Regions from separate parts of the Homo sapiens genome. Here region 1 is linked to region 2. A link is an interaction called in ENCODE POLR2A ChIA-PET data of the cell type or tissue named here. Cell type or tissue: OCI-LY7. All regions are shown on one strand. Region 1 overlaps CCDC50 (coiled-coil domain containing 50). Region 2 overlaps UTS2B (urotensin 2B).

Region 1 (5,000 bases), 57 kb after region 2:
CTACATGGATGATTATCCATAGGGTGTATAAAAATAACAGACCTCAGAATGTCAGTTGTTTCTACAAAACACCTACATACACTCTGGAGAATGTGAGTGCTTTGAGGCTGGAACTAGGACCAGTGGATAATCACTATAGGTTGGCAGATTTTGTCCTTTTGAAGACAGTTTTACCTCTGGTTATTGGAAAAATGGGCTGTGTTTTAAAATAAAGGGAGTTTCCGGTGGCTGAAACATTTAAAAGGAGTCCAGATGATTGCTTGGACAAGATAAGGCTGAATTTGACAACGATTAAAACCCTTTTTGATAGTGTATCTATAATTTTAATAAAGTGATAGATCAGCATCTTTTTATGAACAGTGACTGAAATTTAGAAGTATTTGAGGAAACTAGGAAGCCCAGTCTGCCATTTAGGACCATTATTATTGGAAATAGGATTACAGATTCTTGATACTCTTGACAGTTTGGTGCTCTAACCAATAAGGTGACTTTAGCAGGTCAGATATTTGTAAGAAGTTTGCAGAGGATCCTGAGTTATGCTATTCTGGTGTTTGTAAAACTTTTTGTGAAAAAGGCAGCTTTCTATCTGTGATGTTTATTGCAGGATAATTAACCCGGAAAATGTCTTTCTGTTACTAGAATTTCTGAAGGTTTTTCTCCTTTCTTCTTATTTTTTGGATATCAACCTTGAGTTGTGTTTTTCCATTCACCTTATACTTAATTTATTAACATTTTGTAATTCTTGGGATGATTTGGCAGTTTGCAACTACAGGGGAGTTCTAAGGATGTGGGGCAGTTTTCTCAAACCAGTAATTCTGGAGACTAGCTCCAGATTGTGCAAATTCCTGCTAGCACCTCAGCACATACTGCTTTATCTGCTTTAAATGCCACATAAATCCTAAGCACCCCGTTGCATTGTTTAGCTGAACAAATACATCCGTATGTATACACACATTTTTCTTGATTCTGAGCTCTAATCTTAACAGTGCCACTCATTTAACTATGCGATCTTGGGCATATTATTACAAATCTCAGCCATCATTTCTTTGTAAGTTGAGTGATCTGTTTAATTGTGGCCCAAAGAAACCAAGAATTGACCACCTGCCTGTATATATCACTTTTCTAGGTATTCTAGGATCCTATTAGGCAACATATCCTTTCATTATAATAAAGCTGAAATTCCAGGTGAAGGAATTTACTGTTGTTTGAGGTAGTATTGATAGACATGTAGCTCCATAGCCTTGTTTCAGATAAGCTGGAGGATGTGGATGAATGAATATGCTGGATGGATGTGGGTGGAAAAATTCAACATTTCGTGTTATGTCCTGTGCACTAGTCGTCATTGTTCTCAGGATCCATCTTTTTCACAAGCATTTATTTGAAAGTCACTATCCTGGGCACTGGGATAAATGTTGGAGATAAAATGATCCATAATATTTTTCTTGCCTTTCAGGATCTAGAATATATGCTGGGGAAACATGAGTAAAAATTTTTAATGATATAATTAGTGCTACAGTTCTATCCTGTAAACTACGTGCTATGAAAGCACTGAAAGAAAATGATAGATGAGTCTGCTGTATGTTTGTGAGTCAGCTACATAGGTGACATTTGAATGGGGGTCTTGTAGGTTGATTGTGAATTTTCTAGATGGTAGAGGGGTGGTTGGGTGCTTTGGGCAGATGGAACACAGAGATTCCCCCACCATCATCTGTGTAATAATGGTGACTAAGCTTCTTTCCCATTTGCAAGCCTCTCCCATTCTCTGTGTTTCATTCTCACAACAACCAAGCAACCAAAAACAGAGACCAAAACCAATAACCATAAGAATCTCTAAACAGATGAAATATTGGTAAATATTGCTTGGTTCCTTAGTCATCTGTATAAGGTGTAGAGTGAAAATGTTTGTCTTTCACAAAGAAATTGCAAAAATTCTGTGTCGACTTTGTGGACAGTCTAGTAGTGGGATTATTATACTAAGGATAATAACTACAAGACAGTGCATCTGATTTAATTGTATTATGGATCTCTGTTTAGAAGGATCATCTATCTCCCAGACAGGTGGAATATCATGGCATATTGGAAAGAACAGGGAATTTGGAGACTTAATTAGAAAAGTAGCCCTGCCATTGATTGCTTTGACTAGTAACAAAATAAATGAAGATGGAACACCTATGTAGATTATTTGCTTAGCTTCAGCCAAAATTAGATGCCACTACCCTCCCACTGTCATACTGTGTTTAGATTTTGTTAATTTCAATGGCATGAAAATTTTAGAACACTAAAAAATGGAGAAGGATCAAAAGTTTGTGTTACCCTTTGTTCTGTAGTAAATGAATTGCTCACGTATTACTTAAGTGTTCTTTTGTTTTCAGCCTTGAGCCTGAAAGTGAGAAATTTTAGCTATCAGTGATCAGCAACTCAGAACTAAGTTTGCTTTTATGGGGCTCATAATTGGGGTATTTGAGTGAGCATAAGAGCGTGTCTGCTGTCTATAGCCAAGCATCTCTAAGCTCCCTACTTGCCCTGCTGATGGGGGTGGAGGAGGGGGTTGGTTTTGCTAATGATATTGGCGGTAGTGATATTGATGTCATTTTGTTGATCTCTATATAAAGATTGCTGGGGTTGAGAATGTAGAGGATTTTTCATTAGGATAAGATCTATTCAGTTTCTCTGAATCCCATTTCTCTTTTACTGTGGTAATTTTATTAGAACTTTTAATAAAGAGAAGAAACTCTAACAGATTAGGGAGACATTTCTTTTGTAGGGTAGCGTAAAAGTTTTACAAAATACGTTTATTATTTCAAAGTGTCATTAATATATCTTAGACACATGAGTCTAAAATTGAACAATATCTTCTCTTCCCAAATGGAGGGAAACTTGTGGATGTTGAAAAGAGGGTTAGAGAGATGAGGGCAAGTGGTAGGTCCCAAAGAGAGATTTCCCTTAGAATTTTTCACTGTAGTCACTACCTAGGGTTTCCTGTAGGTCACTTAGGAAACACTGTGAAAGAATCGGAAGGATGGGGTGGTGGGAAGAGGGTGAGAGATGAGAAGGTACTTAATGAAGTACAGTGTACATTATTCAGGTGGTGATTACGGTAAAAGCCCAGACTTCACTACTAGACAGTATATCCATATAACTAAGCTGCACTTGAAACCCTTAAATTTATACAATTAAGAAACTTTTTATTCCTGTTTTTTCAGGTGTAAATATAGGCCGACTGTGATTGCTAGAAGTCTATTCTTGGGAGACAGTGAGGCAAAGTAAACTAGGTCTCATTTTTATTTGCATTTTGGGGGACATGGAAACCACTTTCTGAATACATGTACCATCTTTACTAAAAATTACTTTTATCCTTGATTTTAAAGAACTTAATGCCCATTTATCTTATTTTAACTAGTATTTAATAATACCCCCCCCCTCCCTTTTTTTTTCCTGATACTCTAAGCAGAAATATCTGGGGCAAGAAGAGGTGGATTTGATTTCCAGTTCATTTGTTTTATTTGTTGGGTAGTCTTATTCAAGCCGTTTTATTTCTCTTGAGCCTTAGTTTCCTCATAAGTAAAATGGGGATGTTGATAAAGCCTTTATCCTCAGATGGTTAGGAGGAATAAATGTGAAAGTGCATTGTAATTTATGAAGTGCTGTATAAATTTCAGTTGTGGCTGTCTGTTATTACCAAACTTTCACAAGACAAAATGTATCTCTTGAATATCTTTCTTGTTCATAGTAGATGTTTTCATGTATACAGAACAAAGGAAAGCAAGCATAATCCCTGCTTTCAAAGCAGAGTATATAGTCCCTCTGCTACTCATAGCATTTACATAAAAAGAATAATTCACAAAATTCTACCATTCTATAAAAGGGAAAACAGACACAGGTGAAAGAAATAGCCTCTAGTTAATGTGGTATTAATCCAGGCATTTTTATGTGGATGGAAGCTTTTAAAGATGAATCATGGCAATTGTAATTTCCGAAAGTCTTAGGATGTAGGTAAAAGAACAACGGAAAGGAAATGGCTTTTTTTTCACTTCCTTTTTAGTTTATGTAGAATTAGTTGGGAAAGCACTGGGAATGTGCACATTATTTGGATAATGTGTGAAAGGAACGTGTAGCCGTTCATGGAATCAGAAAATTCTGGCTTTGGTTGAAATGGGGTGATAGATAGGTACTCATTCTGCATACTTGACTGAGGTGAAAGAAGGAGTTCTTGATAGCAGGAGTGCTGTTCACTGTTTAGATTTGGTTAATCTTGTGCAGAGCTTTTAAACTTTTGAGCAGAGTTAGTTTAGCAAAATGTCCCCCACTAAGTTTTTTTCTCACCGGCATTGCCAGTATAAATACAAGTTAAGTTCCTGATTCTTGGCCAAAATTTGAGACTGTGTTCCTTTAGTGGAAGAGTAAACAAAATTCCTGCTGCCCTTTAGGGGTATGTGTGTATGTGGGGGATGTGGCAGGGGTTGGGAGGGGGCACTTCTCTTTGTCCCTGAGAAAAAGATAAGGGGATTCTAAAGACTCTTACCCCATCACTTGTAAATCTGAATCACCTCTTTGAAACAGTCTTTAAAAAGAATATTTTGTTTCTGAGTGAGAAGGAGAGAAACTTGCTGTAAATGAGCTTTTTAAAATAACAATCTGAAATACGTTTTATGAAAAATGCTCAGAGTTTACTTATTTCTTTGTTGGTGAAAGCTGAGGAGATCTTAATCTAGTACTGTTAATGACTAAGAAAAGAATTTTTTAAAGGCTGTTTTAGGCCTCCAAATTTGATGTCATTTGGGCTGGAATTTTAAGAGACATTCAAATCAATGTTGATCAGTTTCCTTTTAAAGTGTTGAATTATTAAAATATACAAATTTTGTCTCTATTTTTCTACTGATTGCCAAGGGGAGGGCAGACAAGGGTGTTACCTGTAGAAGGAGAACAAGTAGTTCTGCTTCAAAGTTCATAGAATGCTCCTACAGTTATTGGTAGGGAATTGGGGAGTGGGCTGTGTCTGG
Region 2 (5,000 bases):
TAGAACTACCAGATGATCCAGCATTCCCACTACTGTTTATATATCTAAAAGAAATCAGCCAGGCGCAGTGGCTCACGCCTGTAATCCCAGCACTTTGGGAGACCGAGGTGGGTGGATCACGAAGTCAGGAGATCGAGACCATCCTGGCTAACATGGTGAAACCCCATCTCTACTAAAAATATAAAAAATTAGCCAGGCATGGTGGCAGGCGCCTGTAGGCCCAGGTGCTCGGGAGGCTGAGGCAGGAGAATGGCGTAAACCTGGGAGACAGAGCTTGCAGTGAGTGGAGATTGCGCCACTGCACTCCGGCCTGGGCAACAGACCAAGACTCCATCTCAATAAATAAATAAATAAATAAATAAATAAATAAATAAATAAAAAACAAACGAAATTAATATGTTCAGTGCTCTAACATATTCATCACGGCATTATTCCCAATGGCCGTGATATTGAATCAAGCTATGTCTATGATGGGATGAAAACGTAAAGAAAATGTGGTATATATGCACAATTGAAATGTCTTCAGTCATTTAAAAGAAGAAAATCCTCTCATTTGTGATAAAATATATAAGCTTGAAGGATATTATGTTCAATAAAATAAAACAGACACAGAAGGACAAATATTTTTATTTGTCATAATTTCACTTTTATGTGGAATCTAAGAAAATGTGAACTATTAGAAGCAGAGAGGAAAATGGTAGTTACCAGGAGCTTGGGTTGTGGGGAAGGGAGAATGTGTAAGAGATGTTTAAAAGACACAAAATATCAGTTAGATAGCAGAAGTTAAGTTTCAGAAATCTGTACAGCCTAGTGATATCATTAATAACAATGTATTTTATTGTTGAAAATCACTAAAGAAGTAAATTTTAAGTGTTCTCACCACACAAAAATGTTGTATGTGAAGGAATCATATGCTAATTTCTTCAATTTAGTCATAACATAATGTATACATATTTCAATACATCATGTTGTACACAATAGATGTACAGAATTTTGTCAAATTTTTAATGAATTGATTTTTAAAAAGAGACATAGACAAAGAAGTCCCTGTTTCATGACCATTTCCATCCACTTTGGGGAAAAGTCTGCAAAGATCTTTAATTAAATCTTTTATCTCTCTCTCTCCTTAATAAAATACTAAATTCTTGTCATGAGTGCATAACCAAATCATTCAAATAAAAGCAGATGTTTACTATCGATTGTATTGGATGGATAAATGAAGTTAGAATATTTGTTTGAGGAGTTCTTGTTATACACATTTATAGTATATAGCAATATTATTGTTGCCATTTATTGAGCAATCATCACATGCCAGGCCCTGTACTAAGCACCTCACAAATAGTACCTCATTTAATTTCCATAGCAATCCCTCAACAATTGCACAACTATAATTTTTCATCTTTTACAGTAAAAGAAGACAGTTTTGGAACCAAAAGTGAAACCCAGATCTACCCAACGCAGAGCTACATGCTTAACCCACATGATCTCTTGCCCACATATCACAATTGGGGAAACACAGAGATAGAAAATGATTGCTCCAATAACAGAGACCCCCATTTTAAAGAAAACTTAGAAACATTTGAACTTTGTATTTTCAATAGCAATACTTTAATAACTCAGTCTATGTATCAATTACAGGATATAAATGGCATTTCCATTTTGTCAATGAAGGCTTCGTCAAGTTATAATTTACAGGGAACAGATAGCTTTAAGATTCACTTGCATCTGACTATTTCTCACGATGAGTGACAAGAAAAGCACAGATAAGTGTTTGTATGGTGACTCAAACTGATTTGAATAATTACTTTCAGACTCCAGTAAGCTCTTGGCCTTATTACTTTTTTTGTAGTAAGAAAATTGAACAATTTTATTTTTACTTCTCTCTGACTATTAATTCTTGGTAGAATTCCTTACATGTAGTTAAATGAAAAAAATAGCGGAAGGAAGGAAGCAAAAGTAGAGTTTCTGACATCCTGACAAGACGGTGCTTGGAGTTCTTTTTTTCATTTAAAAGAGTTAACAATGGCCTGAATTTGTTGAAATAAAGTAGAAACATCTGTTCAAATACTTGGCCCTTTTTAAAAATTGAGTATTTTTATTGTTAAGTTGTAAGAGTTCATTGTATTCTGGATTCTAGTTCCTTATCAGATACATAATTTGAAAACATTTTTTCACAATCTGAGGGTAGTTTCACTTTCTTGATCATGTCTTTTGAAGAACAAAGGGTTTTATTTGAAAAAAGTCCAATGTATCTATTTTTTCTTGTGTTTCTTGTTTTTGAGTACTATAAGAAACTATTAGCTACTTGAAAGTCACAAAGATTTATGCCTATATTATTATCTAAGAGTTCTATAGTGAAACTCTAAAATTTAGGTCTTTGAACCACTTTCTTTTTTTTTGAGACAGAGTCTCACTCTGTCACCCAGGCTGGAGTGCAGTGGCGCCATCTCGGCTCACTGCAAGCTCCACCACCTGGGTTCATGCCATTCTCCTGCCTCAGCCTCCTGAGTAGCTGGGACTACAGGCGCCCACCACCACACCTGGCCAATTATTTGTATTTTTAGTGGAGACAAGGTTTCACCACGTTCACCAAGATGGCCTCCATCTCCTGACCTCGTGATCCACCCACCTCAGCCTCTCAAAGTGCTGGGATTACATGCGTGAGCCACCGCGCCCGGCCTGATCTACTTTAAGTAAAGTTTTATATATGGTGTGAGGTTGGGTTTCACCTTTATTTATTTATTTATTTTCGCATGTGGATATCTAGTTGTCTCACCACATTTGTTTAGAAGATAATTCTTTCCCCCATGAATGGTCTTGGTAGCTTGTCATAGATGTATGGTTTTATTTCTGAACTATAAATTTTATTCCATTGACCAATTTGTCCATTCTTATACAAGTAAAATATTGTTTATTAATGTAGCTTTGTAGTAAGCCTTGAAATTGGAAAGTGTGAGACTTCTAATGGTCTATTGTGAAAAGCTGTTTTGATTTCTCTGTATCCCTTGCATTTCCATATACATTGTAGGATCAGCTTGCCAATTTCTGAAAAAAAAAAAAGAGGTTGCAGGAGGGAAGCTAAGATTTTGGTAGAGGTTGCACTAAATTTGTGAATTAATTTGGAGAATTTTTCCATCTTAAAAATGTTATGCCTGGATCTGTGAACACAGAATATCTTTATAATTAATTAGGTCTTTAATTTCTTTCAATGTTGTTTTGTAATTTTCAGTGAACAAGTCTTATGCTTCTTTGGTTCAATTTACTCCTAAATATGTTATATTTTTGATGCTATTTCAAGTGGAATTACTTTCTTAATTTTATTTTTTGCGTTGTTCTTTGCTAGGACATGAAATTGTCCTATAATTGATTTTTGCATATTGATCTTTGTATTGATTGATTTTGTATAATTGATTTTTGCATATTGATCTTATATTTTGCAATCTTGCTGAACCCATTTATTAGCTCTGTTTATTTATTTTTTCATAGATTCCTTAGGATTTTGTACATAGAAGATCATGTCAACAAATAGAGACAGTTTTACTCTTTCCTTTTCAATTTGGGTATCTTTTATTTCTTTTTCCTACCTAATTGTCCTGGTTAGAACCTCCAGTACAATGTTGAATAAAAGTGGTGAAAGTGGACCTCTTTGTCTTTTTCTTGAGCTTAGAGGGTAAAGCTTTCAACTTTTACTGTTAAGGATGATGTTAATTCTGGATTTTTTTGTAGCTGCCCTTTACCAGATTGAGGAAGTTCCCTTCAGTTTCTAGTTTGTTGAGTGTTTTTATTATGAAATGCTATTACATTTTGTCAAATGCCTTTTCCCCTCTATTGAGACGACTATAGAATAAAATTCCCCCAGGAGGCAGAAGGTGCAGTGAGCAGGTATCGCACACTGCGCTCCAGCCTGGGCAACAGAGAAAGACCTCGTCTTAAAAAAAAAAAGAATAAAGTTCTCATCCTTTATTCTGTTAATATGTTGTATAACATTGATTAATTTTTGTTTGTTAAATAAACCTTGTATTCCAGGATAAATCTTATTTGGTGATGTTGTGTGTTACTTTTTATATGTTGCTGGACTGTTTACTAGTATTTTATTAGCAACTTTTGCATCTATATTTATAAGAGATGCTCTGTAGTTTTATTTTATATATGTCATTGTCCAGTTTTGATATCAGGGCAATACTGGCCTTGTAGAATGAATTGAAAATGGTCTCTTCTCTTTTAAGTTTTTGAAGAGTTTGTAAAGGATTAGTGTTAATTCTTCCTTAAACATCTGGTAGAATTCAATAGTGAATTCATCTGTTGTTTTATTGTGGGAAGTTATCTTGAAATACTGATTCAACCTTTTTACTTCTATAGATCAATTCTATTTCTTCTTAATTTGGATTTGCTAATTTTTGTCTTTCTAAGAATTTATCCATTCCATATAGGTTTCTAATTGTTGGCATTCAATTATTCATAATATTCCTTTGTAACTATTTTGTCTCTGTAAAGTTGGCAGTAATATCCCCAAACTTGAAATTTGATTATATTTTTTAAATCTGTAAATATTCTGTCTCATCTTTATTAAGAAGAGCCATGAGATATACAGACATTTCATCCAGAAGGGGCTTTGATCTAGTGGATGAGCATGGCAGCAGGAATTTTCAAACATAAACATGCTATAATGTGGAAGTTTAGTCTATTTTCAAGCAGTATCTTCAATAGTGGTTGAGAACATGAAAGATGCCTAAGTAGAAGTGAGGGCCTGGTGCAGTGGCTCACGCCTGTAATCCCAGCACTTTGAGAAGCCGGGGGTGGGGGAGTCGGGGCGGATCTCCTGAGGTCAGGAGTTCAAGACCAGCCTGACCAACATGGAGAAACCCTGTCTCTACTAAAAATACAAAATTAGCCGGGCGTGGTGACACACGCCTGTAATCCCAGCTACTCGGGTGGCTGAGGCTGGAGAATCGCTTGAACCTGGGAGGGGGAGGTTGCGGTGAGCCAAGATCGCGCCATTG

What was found. ChIA-PET counts read pairs that join two places held together with the same protein. Peaks named below come from ENCODE experiments on the same cell type or tissue, not always from the same donor. Only the 100,000 strongest peaks of a DNase experiment are listed, where the experiment ranks them.
Region 1: POLR2A ChIA-PET joins it to region 2 with 22 read pairs; 3 of 35 experiments call an interaction of 5 or more read pairs at or near these places.

Annotation. Positions count from the first base shown.
Region 1 is chr3:191,346,555-191,351,554 of GRCh38, forward strand. All of the region lies in intron 1 of CCDC50 (coiled-coil domain containing 50), which reads left to right. Among named protein-coding and RNA genes, the nearest start is that of UTS2B, 19 kb to the left of the region's middle. In OCI-LY7, no CTCF peak of the experiment used is centred here; no DNase peak of the experiment used is centred here.
Region 2 is chr3:191,289,072-191,294,071 of GRCh38, forward strand. All of the region lies in intron 4 of UTS2B (urotensin 2B), which reads right to left. Among named protein-coding and RNA genes, the nearest start is that of CCDC50, 38 kb to the right of the region's middle. In OCI-LY7, no CTCF peak of the experiment used is centred here; no DNase peak of the experiment used is centred here; H3K4me3 peaks cover 1,278 bases; H3K27ac peaks cover 613 bases.